2 separate regions of the Homo sapiens genome follow, and region 2 is linked to region 1. A link is a contact called in ENCODE Hi-C or POLR2A ChIA-PET data. All regions are on one chromosome and are shown on one strand. The core of a region is the stretch at or near the end of the contact, and the rest is flanking DNA. Distances in the headings are between cores, read along the strand shown.

Region 1 (7,874 bases), core at 1,925-4,424:
TGGTCAACAGTGGAGCCAAGATTTGATCCCAGGCTGTCTTACTCTGGAGCCTGCACTGTGTTAGTTTATGTCTTTAATTTGACCTTAATCCTAGGGATACCTTTTCCACATTCTATTGAATTTACCAAGCTGTCCTCATGCCTCATTTTACTCTGCCCTCTCCCTGTTAAGGCCTAGATTGGAAAAGACCCAGATAGCAGGGAAGAAAGCCCTTTGCCAGACCCCCTGCTGCCCCAGCTTGCCTGGGCCCCACCTGGCCTGTTTGGCTACCTGCCCAGGGGGGAGTGCCTGGGGCCACCCCCTTCCAGCTCTGCCCTGACCGCCCCTATTTGCCGAGAGCAGCCTGGGCCCAGTGAAAGCCGCCTTTGTCCTCCAGTTCATTCCTCCTGGAGGGATGACCTAAGTCTTGTCTTGAGGACAAAGCGGCGGCCTGCCACGTGAGTGCAGGTCAGTCCCAGTAGTCTGCAGAGTCTCCCAGCCTAACTGATGGGAGTGGCAGCCTTAGTTATGGTTTGCCAAGTTTAGTGTGGTCAGGAAGGCTGCAGAGCCCCCTCTGTGTCCTGAGAGATAATGCCAGTGGCTCCTGTGTGTATAGAACTTGACAGTGGCTTACGTCTGTAATCCCAGCACTTTGGGAGGCCGAGGCGGGCGGATCACCGAGGTTAGGAGTTCGAAACCACCTGGCCAACATGGTGACACTTCATCTCTACTAAAAATACAAAAATTAGCCAGGCATGGTGGCGCACGCCTGTAATCCCAGCTACTCAGGAGGCTGAGGCAGGAGAATCGCTTGAATCGGGAGGTGGAGATTGCGCCAAAGCACTCCAGCCTCAGCGACAGAGCAAGACTCTATCTCAAAAAAAAAAAAAAAAAATTGACAATGTATAAAAGGTATTTTATGGTTTCTGGTTTATCTGATCCTCCCAGATTCTGCAGGGTGTGCAGGGCAGGGACCTGTTGAAGAAATGCCTCCAGGCCAGTTATCAGTTGCCATAACAAACGACTCCAAAACAGCAGTGCAAACCAACCACTGTTCATTATGTCCATGGATCCTGTGGGTCAGAAATTAGGCAGGGCTCAGTGAGAGTGTCTGCTGCCTGTCTGGAGTGTCAGCTGGGAGCCTCGAACAGTTGAGTGATAGAACCATCTAGAGTCTTCTTCACCCATGTGTTTGGTGCATGTGATGGTTCAAAAACCATCTAGAGTCTTCTTCACCCATGTGTTTGGCACACGTGATGGTTCAAAAACCAGGCTTCCCTGGGACTGTCAACCAGAGCACTGAAACACGGCCACTCCTGGTGGCGTGGGCTTCCTCACAACATGGCAGCTTAGGGCTCTGGAAGTGAGTGTTGTGGCAAAGAAGGCAAACGCCACACTTCCCTTTATGATGGCTGCAGCCACAGGACTTACATAGCGTCACTTCTGTTCTCTGCTGGGCCATGCAGTGACAAGGGGAGGGGACATGGACCCCCTTCTCAGTGGCAGGAGTGGCAGAGAATGTGTAGCCACATTCAAAATCACTGCATCTTGCAGTAGATCAGATGTGCCCAGGTGACATTCACTGAGCACCTACTCTGTGCTGGGCACTGTGCCAGGGACTTCATGTGGACGCTTTTCTCAGTCCTCTCAGCAGCCGATTCAAAGCCATTGTTTTCCTGGCAGGCATTTGGCCTGGGAGGGCAGAGGAGCCAAGGGGAACCAACACTGCTGCTGGCAGTTTGGTGTTGAGTATGCCACAGTCAGAAGACGTGGGCCGATCTTTTTCTCTTCCTCCTCTGAACTTAGAATATTCCTTGAGTTCTTGAAAATCCTCACTGAGATGTCTGAATCACCTCACTCACCAAACCCTCCCTCTGGTGTATATTTCCAGCAGTTTCTCTCTCCCAGTGTGCTGAGGGGCCCCCACCTCCCCCCCCATAACCCCCTGTCCGTCCTGCGGCTCTGTAGGAGGGACGTGTTGCCTGCTGCTGGGAGCTTTTGAGGAACCATTGGGTGGGTCCTCATGGCCCTGACAGGAACCAAATGATGCTCACCCTGTGTGTGTGAGCTGGTGTGTCTATGACTTCCTTCAGATCCAGGCCTGGGATTCATTCCTCTGCCTCCGCACAGCCTGATAGACAGTAAGTGTCCAATATATGTTGAGTGAAGCAAACTGATAAGTGGTGAAGGAAGGAAGGGAGGAAGGGAGGGAGGGAGGGAGGGAGGGAGGAAGGGAGGAAGGCTGTTCAAGAGCAGAGATTCTCTCGTATGCACATCTGTGTCCCTGACACATAGTAGGCACTCAATAAATACTCACTGCACTGGAGGAATGAAAGAATGAATGGATGAGTGAGACTCTTTGCAAGCAGAAACAGCCCCTATCTTTGTATCCCTGTCACGTGACACAGTGCCTGACATCCAGGAGTTTCCATCAATGAATGTTATGCTGAATGAATGAATGAACCACTGAAGTGAACTCTATCAGTAGTGGCTGTGTCTTGTTTCATATCTATATGCACAGTGCTTAGCAGAGGGCTGAGTACACAGCAAGTGCTCATTAATCATTTACAGAACTGAATGAAAGAGTGAAAGAAAACAATGAATGCGAAAATGAAACTTTTCATCCTCAGAGAGCATGTCTTGTTCATCTCTGTCTCTCCACTTCCTAGCTTAAGGTCTTGCACACAGCAGGTGCTCATTAAATGTTAATCTGAATGAGCGAATGAGTGGGTGAGTGAAAAAGTGGTTCTTGTGGGTAGGGACATGTCTTGCTCATTAGTTTCCCCACTTCCTAGAACAGGGCTTGGCACACAATAGGTGCTGAATAAATAAATATGTGTTGAGCTGAACGCAGGAGTGAGTGAGTGCATAAATGAACTTCTTGAGGAGAGGAATGTATCTCGTTCATCTTTTCCCTCAGATCCTAATGCAGGGCCAGGCATAGAGCAGGTGCTTAGCAAATGCTTCCTGCACTGCCCTGACCTTTGTAGGAGCATCCATCTGTGAATGAATTGAGAAGGGAAGCCCAGCTGGGTGGACCTCGCCCATCTCCATCTGCCCCGTCCCATCCACCCAACCCCACTGCAGACTTTTCCTGTTGTTCGGTCTGCACAGGTGGACAGGAAATCCCCCAAAGGCCGGCCAGAGAGCTGTTTCCATATTTTCTCCACACCAGGCTGGCTCTGAGTGTGACCAAGGCGCCAGTCCGAATCCCAGCGCCGTCTGGCTGTGGAACAGTAACCCCCAGGGACCCCTCTTCCTGACCATGTTAGCAGTTCTAAATTTAGAGCCGGCTGAGCAGCTTGCACCAGGCAAGTAAAGCCGGGGAATGTTCTACTCACAGCCAGCCTAAAGTTACCATGTTCAGCACTGGCCAGGCCTGTTAACCCCCAAACAGCTGAGCAGTAGGCATGGAGAGAAGAGTTAAGGCTTTGGGGTGCAACGGAACAGGGTTCAAATCTACCTCTTTGACTTCAAATTTAGAATCCATGACAACAAAAATCACTTATGTGAGCCTCAGTTTTTCTCATCTGTAAAATGGGCATAATAAACCTTTATTCTGCCCCTCCCACCCCCCACCCCGCCGCTGCCTCCGGGATCTTATTTACCAACCTCAGCTACATGTCTTGCTTTTCCAAACTTCTCATGCTGAATCTGCCCACTCTTAGAGATTTAGTTTGGAATCAGTGGATACCCAGAAACAGTTTAAAAAACTGTGTTCCTGCTGGGCACAGTGGCTCATGCCTGTAATCCCAATACTTCGGGAGGCCGAGGTGGTGGATTACCTGATCTCAGGAGTTCGAGACCAGTCTGGCCAATGTGATGAAACCCTGTCTCTACTGAAAATACAAAAATTAGGCAGGCATGGTGGCGGGCGCCTATAACCCAGCTACTCAGGAGGCTGAGACAGGAGAGTCACTTGAACCTAGGAGGCGGAGGTTGCAGTGAGACGAGATCACGCCACTGCACTCCTGCCTGGTAGACAGAGCGAGACTCCTCCATCTCAAAAACCAACCAACCAACCAAACAACAACAACAAAAACAACTGCGTCACCTTGTTGATTTTGCAGAGCAGTGTCTCAGGTCGGGTTCCCAGAAGCAGACTCTGAGGTGGGGATTTGTGTGGATGTGATTTAGTGACAACAGCTTGAGTCAACGTGGTCCATTCAGGAGCTTTGGCGGGTGAACAGCATCACAAAATAAGTCCTACTTCAGAGCACTGGGGCAGCTTTTTCTCCACTGCCCACGGTCTGGAGGAGAGGGGGCTGTGAGCCATAGCAGCCAGAGCCCCCAGCACCTGGGGAATGGGCGCCCCAGCCAATAAAGGAGATCTGGCAGGGAACCAACAGCATCTACCACCTTTAGCGAGGCTTCAGGGTATTGACTCAATTAAATGAGATGCTGGGTATAAATTGGCTAGCATGGAGTAGTTGGTGCTCTGTGAGTGGTCATTTGGTAAAATGAAAGCTCTTAAGAAGATGGAAGTGGTTTCACTGGTGTTAATGATGTCTTTCTTTTCTTTCTTTCTTTCTTTTTTTTTTTTTTGAGACAGAGTCTCACCCCGTCGCCCAGGCTGGAGTGCAGTGGTGCAGTCTCGGCTCACTGCAACCTCTGCCTCTGAGGTTCAAGCGATCCTCGTGCCTCAGCCTCCTGAGTAACTGGGATTACAGGCGTGCACCACCACACCCAGCTAATTTTTGTATTCTTAGTAGAGACAGGTTTCACCATGTTGGCCAGGCTGGTCTTGAACTCCTGACCTTAGGTAATCCACTGGCCTTGGCCTCCCAAAGTGCTGGGATTACAGGCATGAGCCACCACGCCTGGCCAATGTTGTCTTTCATTCCTCAAACACTTACTGAGTACCCACCAGGTGCCAGGCTCTGCAGAAGGGTACAGAGGTGCGGCCACCACATTCCCCACCACTAAGGAAGGGGTGACAGACACATAAATGGATACACGTGTGATGATGCAGTAACTGGACTGTCTTCACACACTGGAGGGAATTTAAGTCACCTTTTTAGGGACAGAACATTTAATACAAGTGATGAATAAACATTAAAAATAAATAACTTTTTTTTAATTGGAAAAGTAATACACAGACATGTTTAACATTTCCAACAGTGCAAAACAGTGTTCTAAAGAGAAATTGGTCTCCCTGCCATCACCTCCAATCTGCAGTCCCCTCCTCCGGAAACTGGTGACAGGTTCATGTGTCTCCTTTTGAAAATATTCTCTGCGTACATAAGACAATGTCTGTGCCTATATCTGCGTCTGTACCCTCCCATATGTACATATGTACACACACACACACACGTGCACGCACACATGCACAATTTGCCCTTTGTATCCATGGTTTCCGTATCCGTGGATTCAACCAACCATAGATCAAAAACATTCGAAGAAAAATGTATGGTTGTATCTGTACTGAACATGTACTGACTTTTCTTTTCTTGGCATTATTCCCTAAACAATACAGCATAACAGCTATTTACTTAGTGTTTACATTGTGTTAGGTATAAGAAACCTAGAGATGATTTAATGTGTGTAGGAGGATGTGTGTAGGTCCCATGCAAATACTACCCAATTTTATGTAAGAGACTTAAGCATCTGTGGATTTATGTATCTGTGGGGGTCCTGGAACCAATCCCCCACAGATACCAAGGGGTGCCTGTGTGTGTGTGTTTAATTTTTTTTTTTTTTTTTTTTTTTTGGAGACAGAGTTTTGCTCTTGTTGCCCAGGCTGGAGTGCAGTGGCGCGATCTCGGCTCACTGCAACATCTGCCTCCCGGGTTCAAGCAATTCTGCTGCCTCAGCCTCCCGAGTAGCTGGGATTATAGGCACTCACCTCCATGCCCAGCTAATTTTGTATTTTTAGTAGAGACGGGTTTTATCCATGTTGGTCAGGTTGGTTTCGAACTCCCAACCTCAGGTGATCCACCCGCCTCAGCCTCTCAAAGTGCTGGGATTACAGGAATAAGCCACCGCACCCGGCCATGTGTGTTTAATTTTTAACACAATCAGATCTTGCTATGCATAGTTATCAATGTCCTGACTTTTCTTTTTCTCATAATGATGAGATTTTTCTATATCAGCATAATAGGTCTATGCCATTCTTTGTTAATGGCTTTATATTCTTCCTTGCACTGTAATTTTTTGAACCAGTTGCCTCTAGACAGACATGTCGGTCATTTCCAGTTGCGTGCACTATAAACAATTCTGCAGTGAACATTGTTGTGCAGACACCTTTGCGCCCTTGTGTGTTTTGCTGCAGGAGAAATGCCTGGCCGTGGCCTTTCTGGGTCATCTAAAGATTGAACAGGGGTTTTCTAGGTGGGCTGGGACTGGCAGGGGTGATGGAGCTATGCTCAGGCATAAAGAACGGCGTGTGTAGGTACAGAGGCTAGAAGCTGAGAAGAGGGTGGTGCGCTGTCAGACATAAACCAGGTCTGCTGTCTGCCTCCTGGCTCCTGGGCTCCAGCCTGATGCTCAAATGCCCCCACCTCTGCCAGGGTTTCACTCCATCTGTGAGGATCCAGGGAGTGCGGGCAGCTCCTTAGAAGAAGTCTCTGGCCCACCAGGCTTTTCTTGCTGTCAGGCCTCAGGGTTTGCACTGGAGTGTGCTGAGCTCTGGAGCCCTTAGCTCTACTGCTATGCCGGTCGAGAGACCGTAATTTCTTTCGTCAGTCCCTGAAGTTCCAGTCTCACCCTGCACGTGGCCGGTGTGGTGAGAAGCCCACAATGGCAGGCTGTTCTCAGCATCCTCCATCCTCATATTTTGGAGAATTTAGCTGGGACCCCACCCTAAACATGTTCAGGACTCTGGCCTCATTTGTTATCTGGGTAGCTGTTAGGTTAATCTGTTTCCTCTTCCCTGGCCTTTCCTGCACATTTATTTTGAAAGTTGAAATCTCAAATGTCTCCCAGACTCCCTCAGTCCTTTAGAACATAGGCAGTCCTTTGGGAAAACCCCACACTCGGAGAACTTTTCTGAGGCCTTGTCGAGAGAAACAGCCAGGGGCTGGCCCCTTCTGCCTCTGTAAGGCAAGAAGAATGACTAGTTACTGGGTGCTTGCTGCATATCAGACACCACACAAGGCACTTTTTCTGTCATCTCATTGGGTACACGTAGCACCTTCATCAAGCAATATTGTTATCATCATTTTATCACAGGCTCAGACATGTGTAGTGACTTGCCCAAGGTCACAAAACCAATGGATGGTGGCTCTGTTATCCCACAGGGCTGTCTTTCTGTTCTACTGTGTTTCTCTCCACTATTCCTTATTGGGAATTCCATGCTGTGAATGTTCTTCCATTGGACATCTGTCCTATTGGACTGCAGGCTCCACAAGGGCAGGGATCCTCATCTGTCTTGGTTCACTGCTGTATCCCTGGAGTCTAGCACAGGGCCTGGAACACAGTAGGCAATCAGTGAACTCTTCTTAAATGACTGCGTGAATGAGTGAAGGTTAGATAAAGTACTAGTCCATTTTTTTTTGAGATGGAGTCTTGCTCTGTCACCCAGGCTGGAGTACAGTGGCGTGATTTTGGCTCACTGCAACCTTTGCCTCCCATGTTCAAGCGATTCTCCTGCCTCAGCCTCCCGAGTAGCTGGAATTACAGGCGCCCACCACCATGTCTGGCTAATTTTTGTATTTTTAGTAGAGATGGGGTTTCACCATGTTGGCCAGGCTGGTCTCGAACTCCTAACCTCAGGTGATCCACCCACCTTGGCCTCCCAAAATGCTGGGATTACAGGCATGAGCCACCGTACCTGGCCTGGTCCATTCTATTTCAAGCAAAGGTGTTGTTTGTTTGTTGATGATGGTGATGATGATGAAGATGATTTTGTTCTACCTCTCAGAATTGAACTCACGCTGCCAAAAACAAAACTCTTC
Region 2 (7,874 bases), core at 2,176-4,675, 1.2 Mb after region 1:
CAAAATCATGTCCTTTGCAGGGACATAGATGGAGCTGGAAGACATTATCCCTAGCAAACTAAGGCAGGAACAGAAAACCAAACACCACATGTTCTCACTTATAAGTGGGAGTTGAACAATGAGAACACATGGACACAGGGAGGGGAGTAACACACACTGGGGCCTGTTGCGGGGTGGAGTTGGGGGAGGGGAGAGCATTAGGAAAAATAGGTAATGCATGCTGGGCTTAATACCTAGCGTGGGTTGATAGGTGCAGCAAACCACCATGGCACATGTTTACCTACATAACAAACCTGCACATCCTGCACATAGGCCCCAGAACTTAAAATTAAAATTTAAATTTAAAAAAACTCTCCTCCCCCATCCCCCAAGCCCAGCCAGAGCACACAGCTTAGAAAAGAGAGTGTGGCCTGGTGTCCATCCCCACTCATCCTCTTAGCTGCATGTCTTTGTACAGGGAACAATCTGCCCAACTGTACATGGCATGCCTGTCCTGCAGACGGGGTTAGGGCCCGTCCTCTCTGCTCTCTTAGCACACAAGCTTTTCTCTTTCCAAGCATTCATCATATCAAATATGATTGTGTCTACTTTCCCATCCCCCTTCCCAGTACATATACAACCAGGCAGTGAGGCCCCTGTGCTTTTTGTTTCTATACTCCTAATGCTTAGCTCAGTCCTGGCATGATCAAGCCCAAGTCTTCAGGAAAAGGAAGGAAGGAAGGAAGGAAGGAAGGAAGGAAGGAAGGAAGGAAGGAAGGAAGGAAGGATGGATGGAAGGAAAGAAGGAAGGAAATGAAGGAAGAAAATGAAGGAGGAAGGAAGAAAGAAAAAAATGGAAGGGGAAAGGAAGGAGGGAGGGAGGAAAGAAAGAAAGAAAGGAAGGAAGGAAGGAAGGAGGAAGGAAAGAAGGAAGGAGGGAGGGTGGGAGGAAAAGAAGGAAGAAAAGAGAAAGAGGGAGAGAGGGAAGGAGGAGAAAAAAGAAAGGAAGGGAGGGAGGGAGAAAGGAGAAGTTGGTTTAGAGGCCAGCCGGACGAGCTTTGGGCACCGCCCTTAGGAGGGCCACCCTCAGAGTCTGACAGCAGGTGAAGGTCCTAAATCTCCCCAAACTAACTGGTGTCTTTTCTCCTCTTCCAAGATGCTCTTCCCGAGGGAGATGCTAGCCCTTTGGGTCCTTACCTCCTGCCCTCAGGAGCCCCGGAGAGAGGCAGTCCTGGCAAAGAGCACCCTGAAGAGAGAGTGGTAACAGCGCCCCCCAGTTCCTCACAGTCGGCGGAAGTGCTGGGCGAGCTGGTGCTGGATGGGACCGCACCCTCTGCACATCACGACATCCCAGCCCTGTCACCGCTGCTTCCAGAGGAGGCCCGCCCCAAGCACGCCTTGCCCCCCAAGAAGAAACTGCCTTCGCTCAAGCAGGTGAACTCTGCCAGGAAGCAGCTGAGGCCCAAGGCCACCTCCGCAGCCACTGTCCAAAGGGCAGGGTCCCAGCCAGCGTCCCAGGGCCTAGATCTCCTCTCCTCCTCCACGGAGAAGCCTGGCCCACCGGGGGACCCGGACCCCATCGTGGCCTCCGAGGAGGCATCAGAAGTGCCCCTTTGGCTGGACCGAAAGGAGAGTGCGGTCCCTACAACACCCGCACCCCTGCAAATCTCCCCCTTCACTTCGCAGCCCTATGTGGCCCACACACTCCCCCAGAGGCCAGAACCCGGGGAGCCTGGGCCTGACATGGCCCAGGAGGCCCCCCAGGAGGACACCAGCCCCATGGCCCTGATGGACAAAGGTGAGAATGAGCTGACTGGGTCAGCCTCAGAGGAGAGCCAGGAGACCACTACCTCCACCATTATCACCACCACGGTCATCACCACCGAGCAGGCACCAGGTATGCAGCCCCCAACTCCTGAAGCCATCCTGAAACAGCCATGAGGCACTCACTATGTTCAGGGCATGTGGGTAGAGGAATCTCAAGAAGCCCCGGCCCCACCATCAGTTACCGTCCATTGAGCACTGACTATGAGCTTCGCCCTGTGGCTCAGAATTAATAGCCTCATTTCATTTGTTTGTTGTTTTGGGGGGTTGTTTTAGCAAAGGGGTCTTGATCTTTCGCCCAGGCTGGAGTGCCATGGCACGATCATAGCTCACTGCAGCCTCAAACTCCTGTGCTCAAGTGATCCTCTTGCCTCAGCCTCTTGAGTAGCTGGGACTACAAGCATGCACTATGATGTCCAGCTAATTTTTTTGTTTTTTGTAGAAAGGGGGTCTTGCTTATTGTCCAGGCTGGGGAACTCCTGGGCTCAAGCAATCCTCCCACCTCAGCCTCCCAAAGCACTGGGATTACAGGCATGAGCCAGGACACTCAGCCAACATCCCCATTTTAAAGATGAGACAACTGAAACCCTGAGACCCCCAAGCAACCTGCCAAAGGTCACACAGCTAATGAGCAAGATTCAAAACCTTTTCATCTTGGAACGGAATTCTTCATTTAACCTGCTTCAAAGCCACTAGCCTTTTCAAAGCACATTTGCTTTTAGCATTACATGTATTTTCTAGACTTGATAAAATGCTCTTCTGTGTTCCAGTCTTCTCTACCATCTTTAAAATGGGAGAAGGACCCCCAATTGTCAAGCATACATGGATTTTGGACAAGTGCAATGTGGCCACCCTTCAAAGCACGTGAGCTCTGGGTCCAAATCCTGCTTGCTGTTTGAGCTCGGCCCCTCTCTGAGCTTTTGTTTACTTCCCTCTAAACTGGGGATGAAATATTATCAGTCCCTATGAGAATAAGTGGGGTCACCCCTGTTGACTAGCTAAAATGGTGCCTAGCAGGATATAGTAAGTGATCATTCTGTGTCAATTATTGCTATTTTTATTATCATGTCAATTCTGGAGCTGAGGAATTAACAGCAGAAGGACAGATGGGAACAGCAAAATGCAGGTTCCCCTAAAGCCCCCATTCCACCCCACAGCCCATGGTTGAGCTTACATCCAAGTTGTCTTTGGTGTCCTAATTAAAGTCCTTCCTTCCAGCTCTCTGCAGTGTGAGCTTCTCCAATCCTGAGGGGTACATTGACTCCAGCGACTACCCACTGCTGCCCCTCAACAACTTTCTGGAGTGCACATACAACGTGACAGTCTACACTGGCTATGGGGTGGAGCTCCAGGTAACCCCAGGAGAGTACCTCACAGAGGCTGCCTCGTCTAGCAGGAAGTCTCAGGAGGATTGTCTGAGTCAGGCTTACTGTTATGCTAACTAGTTTGGTTCTGTCTTTGCCCAACCAGGCCAACTTTAGCTGGGTTTTGGCGAATGAGTAGGAGTTCTTAACTCAATGCTTTGCTAAAATAGCTTGTGGGGATAGAGGGAACATGCTGACAAATTCTGAGGTATTTCCCAGAAGGAAAATCCCTTGATACTCTGCTTATCTCACACACACATACACACACGCATGCACGTGCATAAACACACACACACACACACACACACACACACACACACGGAAGCTCCACCTGATTCATTTGATTCTTTCTTGCTTGCTTGCTTCCTTATTTCTCTTTCTCTTTCTTTCTTGCTTGCTTGCTTGCTTCCTGCTTTCTTGCTTCTTTCTCTTTCTCTTTCTTTCTTTCTTTCTTGCTTGCTTGCTTGCTTCCTGCTTTCTTGCTTCTTTCTCTTTCTCTTTCTTTCTTTCTTTCTTTCTTTCTTGCTTGCTTGCTTGCTTTCCTTCATTTTCTGGTTATTAGGACATTTTATTCTTAAACTTTTGCCCATACAGTAAGAAAGGAAAAGCAGGGTGGCATAATGCTCAAACATCTGGGTTTTAAGTCCTACCTCTTCCAGTTAAAACTGCGTGACTTTGAACAAGGAACTTCACCTCTCTGAGCCTCAGTTTCCCGATCAATAAAATAGGAATAATGTTACTGCTTTGTAAAGTTTGGGGGAGCAGTAAATATGACAATGCAGAGATCATTTGGCCACAGCCCAGCAGAGAGAGAGGGAGGAGAGAGAGAGAAATCATTTGGTCAGAGCCCAGCAGAAATCGCGACCATGCAGTGCATGTTATCCATTATCTTCAGTATGCTAATCACCCTGAATGTGTTCCTTTTTCTCATGGGAAATAAAGAGCCATCAAAAGTTTCTGAGCTGGGGCAGGTGTATGACCTTACCTTAGGAAGGTTTTTTGTTTTTGTTTTTGTTTTACTTGTATAAGAGAGACAAAAGGTAAGCCCCTCAGCAGTAGAACCTGTAGTCTTTGCAGTCCCCAGAGCTTTGCACAAGTGTGTGGCACATTGTAGGTCCTTAATAATTGTTCATGGAATTAAAATAAACTGGAGAAAACCTGCAGTCCAGATTATTATAGTGCTTAAGAACCCTTTCCTCCATGTCATGAAGAGTATTGGACCCAGTATGTGTCCAGTACTGTGTGGAGCCTTTTACCAGGCACAGTAGAGTTCATTCATTGAGCAATTAGAATGCACCAGGCAAAGCTGTTGACACAGGAGAATATGTTGATGTAAAAAACTGATGCAATGCCTGCCCTAAAAGAGAAATACGTAGGATGCCATTTAGTAGGGACTCTAATTGGTGTTTTAGAGGTTGTTGTAGAATCGCAGCAAAGGAACAGGCAAACTCCTTGGCAATCAGGGAAGGTCTCATAGAGGAGGGCAATTTTAATGGGGCTTTGGTGAATGAGTAGGAGTTCATCAAAGAGAAAAGAGGATAAGATATAGGGCCTGAAGGAAGAAGAGCTTGTGGGTAAGGCCTGCCCTGTTTAGAGGAGAGGCAGAGAAACTAAAGTTCCAAGCCCTACTCATAAAAGCGTAAGTCTTCAAATTAGGCATTGAGACCTGACTAAATTCTCCCTTACACACACACGCGCACATACCATTTGTTCAGCCTCCCTGCGTACAACTAAAGTATCTCGCTTCTTTCTTCTCAAATCCCACAGAGTGTAAATGGCAAAGCAAGTGTCTGATTCTTTGAGATAGGGGTTGATTGTCCTGCAGTTGTAGCCACCACTGGGGAGAATAAGAGAATGGGCCAGAGAGTGCCCTAGAAATGAGGCCCCCACCCCTCACTTACCAATTTATGCAGAAAATGGAAGAATATATTCAATCTTTTTTAAATATTTTCTGAGCACTTAATATGTGCCAGGTACTATTCTAGGCACTGGAAACATTGAACAGCATGGAGAAATCCCTAACCTTGCAGAGTATACATTCTGGTAGAATGCTTCTCCCGGCTCCCTGGAGATTGGATCTCAAGCACAAGCTGATCCAACTGCTGCCTCCACTCACCAGCTCCAGGATAATCTATCCCACCCACTAGCATCCAGGGCCTGTGCCAAAGGCCCCTCTTACAGGACACAGCAATGGGGGCCTCACATTGCAAGTCCCTTGCAATGCCTCTGCCTTGCAGTTTGGTTTCACTCTATCCCCTTGGCTTTTGGGGAAATTAGGGGGACCTTGATATTCCCAGGGCTCCTGTGGGCTCGGCATGGGGCCCAGGGGTCCCGTTGACCAGGGGCTAGCAGTACCTGGGCCACTTTTCACTGACTTCTTTGCAACCTTAGAAGGCTCTGTCTCAAACACAACTCAGAGTTCCTCTCTGTCTGCTTCTGCCTGTTCCCAGGTGAAGAGTGTGAACCTGTCCGATGGGGAACTGCTCTCCATCCGCGGGGTGGACGGCCCTACCCTGACCGTCCTGGCCAACCAGACACTCCTGGTGGAGGGGCAGGTAATCCGAAGCCCCACCAACACCATCTCCGTCTACTTCCGGACCTTCCAGGACGACGGCCTTGGGACCTTCCAGCTTCACTACCAGGGTAGGGTCAGGCCAAGGCTGATGAAACATAGGCGTTTGCCTCAGTTTCCCTCTGGAGAAAAGGATTTTAAAACTTTTTGTGCCAGGGACCTCTCTGACAGTTTGGTAAAACCTACAAACCCCTTCTCAGAATAATGTTTTTAAAAGTATAAAATAAAATATATACAATTTTAAAGAAAACGGTATTACTGAGCTGCAGTTATCAAAATACTGTTATAATCTATGATGCCTTAATCTATGTGCTTTTTATTAATTCATTAAACAATGTCTTCTAGTAGTTCTTATAATTGCTGACATTTCAAAGTACTAAGGAGCATAAGAAATAGGTTGAGATATCCATTATGATATGAAAAATATCTGTGGTTTCTCTTGGTGTCAAAGTCACAGGTTCTACTACAATGTTTCAGTTTGTTGCCAGGAAAATAGCACAGCTAAGGTAGAGGTTAATGAAAATAAGCAAGCAGCTTTCCTTCATTCAAGTTCACAGGCCCTGAATTCAATATATAGATCCACTGTGCGTCCACAGACTCCTGATAAAGAGCCTTAACAGGGTACTTCTCTCTTTTCTTCTTCCTCTACTGGTTTTCCTTTTTGTCTGTTCCTGTCTTCTCTGTTTTGCTCTCTGTTCATTCCTCTCTTCTCTTACTTCCTTTCTCCTTCCTTCTCTTCTCCTCCCTCTTTGCTTGCTTGTTTTATTTCTTCATTTCCTCCTCTCTTTCTCTTCCTTTCCACCCTCTATTTTCCCTCCCTTCTCTCTCTCTCTCCTTTCCTAGTCCCCCTTTTCTTCCCCTCTCCTCCACCCCGATTTCCTCCTATGCAGCTCCCATGACCTCAGGTCTCCTTTGCCTCACCCAGGAACTTTCCCTTGGATACTTACCAACTGCTGAAACATCTGAATGGAAAGTGGATTCGTGAACCATGCAACCAGATATTGAGAGCCATCATGTGTTATATCAAATTGTCCAGACATTTGAAAACAACAACAACTCATTTTCAACTTTTCTCTCACCTGTTTCTGAAACAGGTGGATGACTGCAAAGGGGAGTGTCCACTTCATCACAACTTTTCATTGTGGGATACTGCCCTTTGCTGTTGTTGTGAATTTAAAAGCAACAACAAAAAAGAATGTGAATCATGAACTTGAATGTATTCCTCCTCATCAGTACTGAGAATAAAGATATTCTGTGCTGCAGGAGAGGTCAGACCATGGTCTAGGGTGAAGAAGCTAGGATGAATTTGACATCCTCTTATGAAAACTGAGGAATTCAGTATGTCCCCATGCACCCTTTTACTACCCCCATCTACTGACTGCGAAGGAGGCTCTTTCTCTGTATTATCTCATTTAATCCCCACCACCACCTGTAAGGTGGAGGCACTGAGTCCTTGTCTCAAGGTGACATCGTTTTGTAAACTCACATTAGTTTTCTTTCTAAAGCCCAAGCTCCTGTCTCGCAGGCCAGTAGTTCTCGAGCTTTCATATCCTTGGGCAATTCCCAAAGACCTGGTTCAAGCATCTGCATTTTTAACAAGCACTCAAGATGTGCACGCAGGTGGGACTAAACTTCCTGGGTGGTCTTGCCCCTCCCAGTCCCAGAGAGAAGGCCAATCTGTCTCTACATAGATAGAGATAGGCTCAAAGGAGGTATGGAAACTCATTTTTCATCCCAAACCTGCTGTCTCTGTTTAGGCAGGGTGGCGATTTTTAAGTCCCAAGAAAGTGCTAACCTGGCAGTTTCAGCCTGATATGATCAAAGAGAGTCACAAAAATACCATTCTCCAGAGCTCTGGAGTCCCCAGGGGCCTCATCTTCTCTCCCCAGCACAAACTGGCTCCCAGGATGTGGGTCAGGTTCTTGATCTGCCACTCCAAGTGATGACTGAGTCTGCCTCTGCATTTCTTCCCAGCCTTCATGCTGAGCTGCAACTTTCCCCGCCGGCCTGACTCTGGGGATGTCACGGTGATGGACCTGCACTCAGGTGGGGTGGCCCACTTTCACTGCCACCTGGGCTATGAGCTCCAGGGCGCTAAGATGCTGACATGCATCAATGCCTCCAAGCCGCACTGG

The links. A loop is a pair of places that touch in the nucleus more often than their neighbours do. ChIA-PET counts read pairs that join two places held with the same protein, here RNA polymerase II (POLR2A). Pooled maps may share reads with other maps.
Region 2: a pooled map shows a loop between it and region 1 (22-fold over the local background). The contact joins two enhancer-like sites. A Hi-C loop is called at or near these places in 2 of 37 single-sample maps with no recorded cell type and 6 of 50 pooled maps. POLR2A ChIA-PET finds 5 or more read pairs at or near these places in 1 of 52 experiments (WTC11).

Annotation. Positions count from the first base shown.
Region 1 is chr22:25,083,602-25,091,475 of GRCh38, forward strand. The region is part of intron 6 of KIAA1671; the gene reads left to right. Among named protein-coding and RNA genes, the nearest start is that of KIAA1671-AS1, 25 kb to the right of the region's middle. RefSeq lists an enhancer at 2,401-2,695. Within about 2 kb of position 3,175, at least 10 of the 41 ENCODE cell types and tissues checked have a DNase peak (open chromatin) inside an H3K27ac peak, as active enhancers do.
Region 2 is chr22:26,291,271-26,299,144 of GRCh38, forward strand. It overlaps SEZ6L (seizure related 6 homolog like), which reads left to right. Exons shown (of 17, transcript NM_021115.5): 2 at 1,136-1,876; 3 at 3,022-3,155; 4 at 5,618-5,810; 5 at 7,714-7,874. Among named protein-coding and RNA genes, the nearest start is that of SEZ6L-AS1, 49 kb to the left of the region's middle. Within about 2 kb of position 3,426, at least 3 of the 41 ENCODE cell types and tissues checked have a DNase peak (open chromatin) inside an H3K27ac peak, as active enhancers do.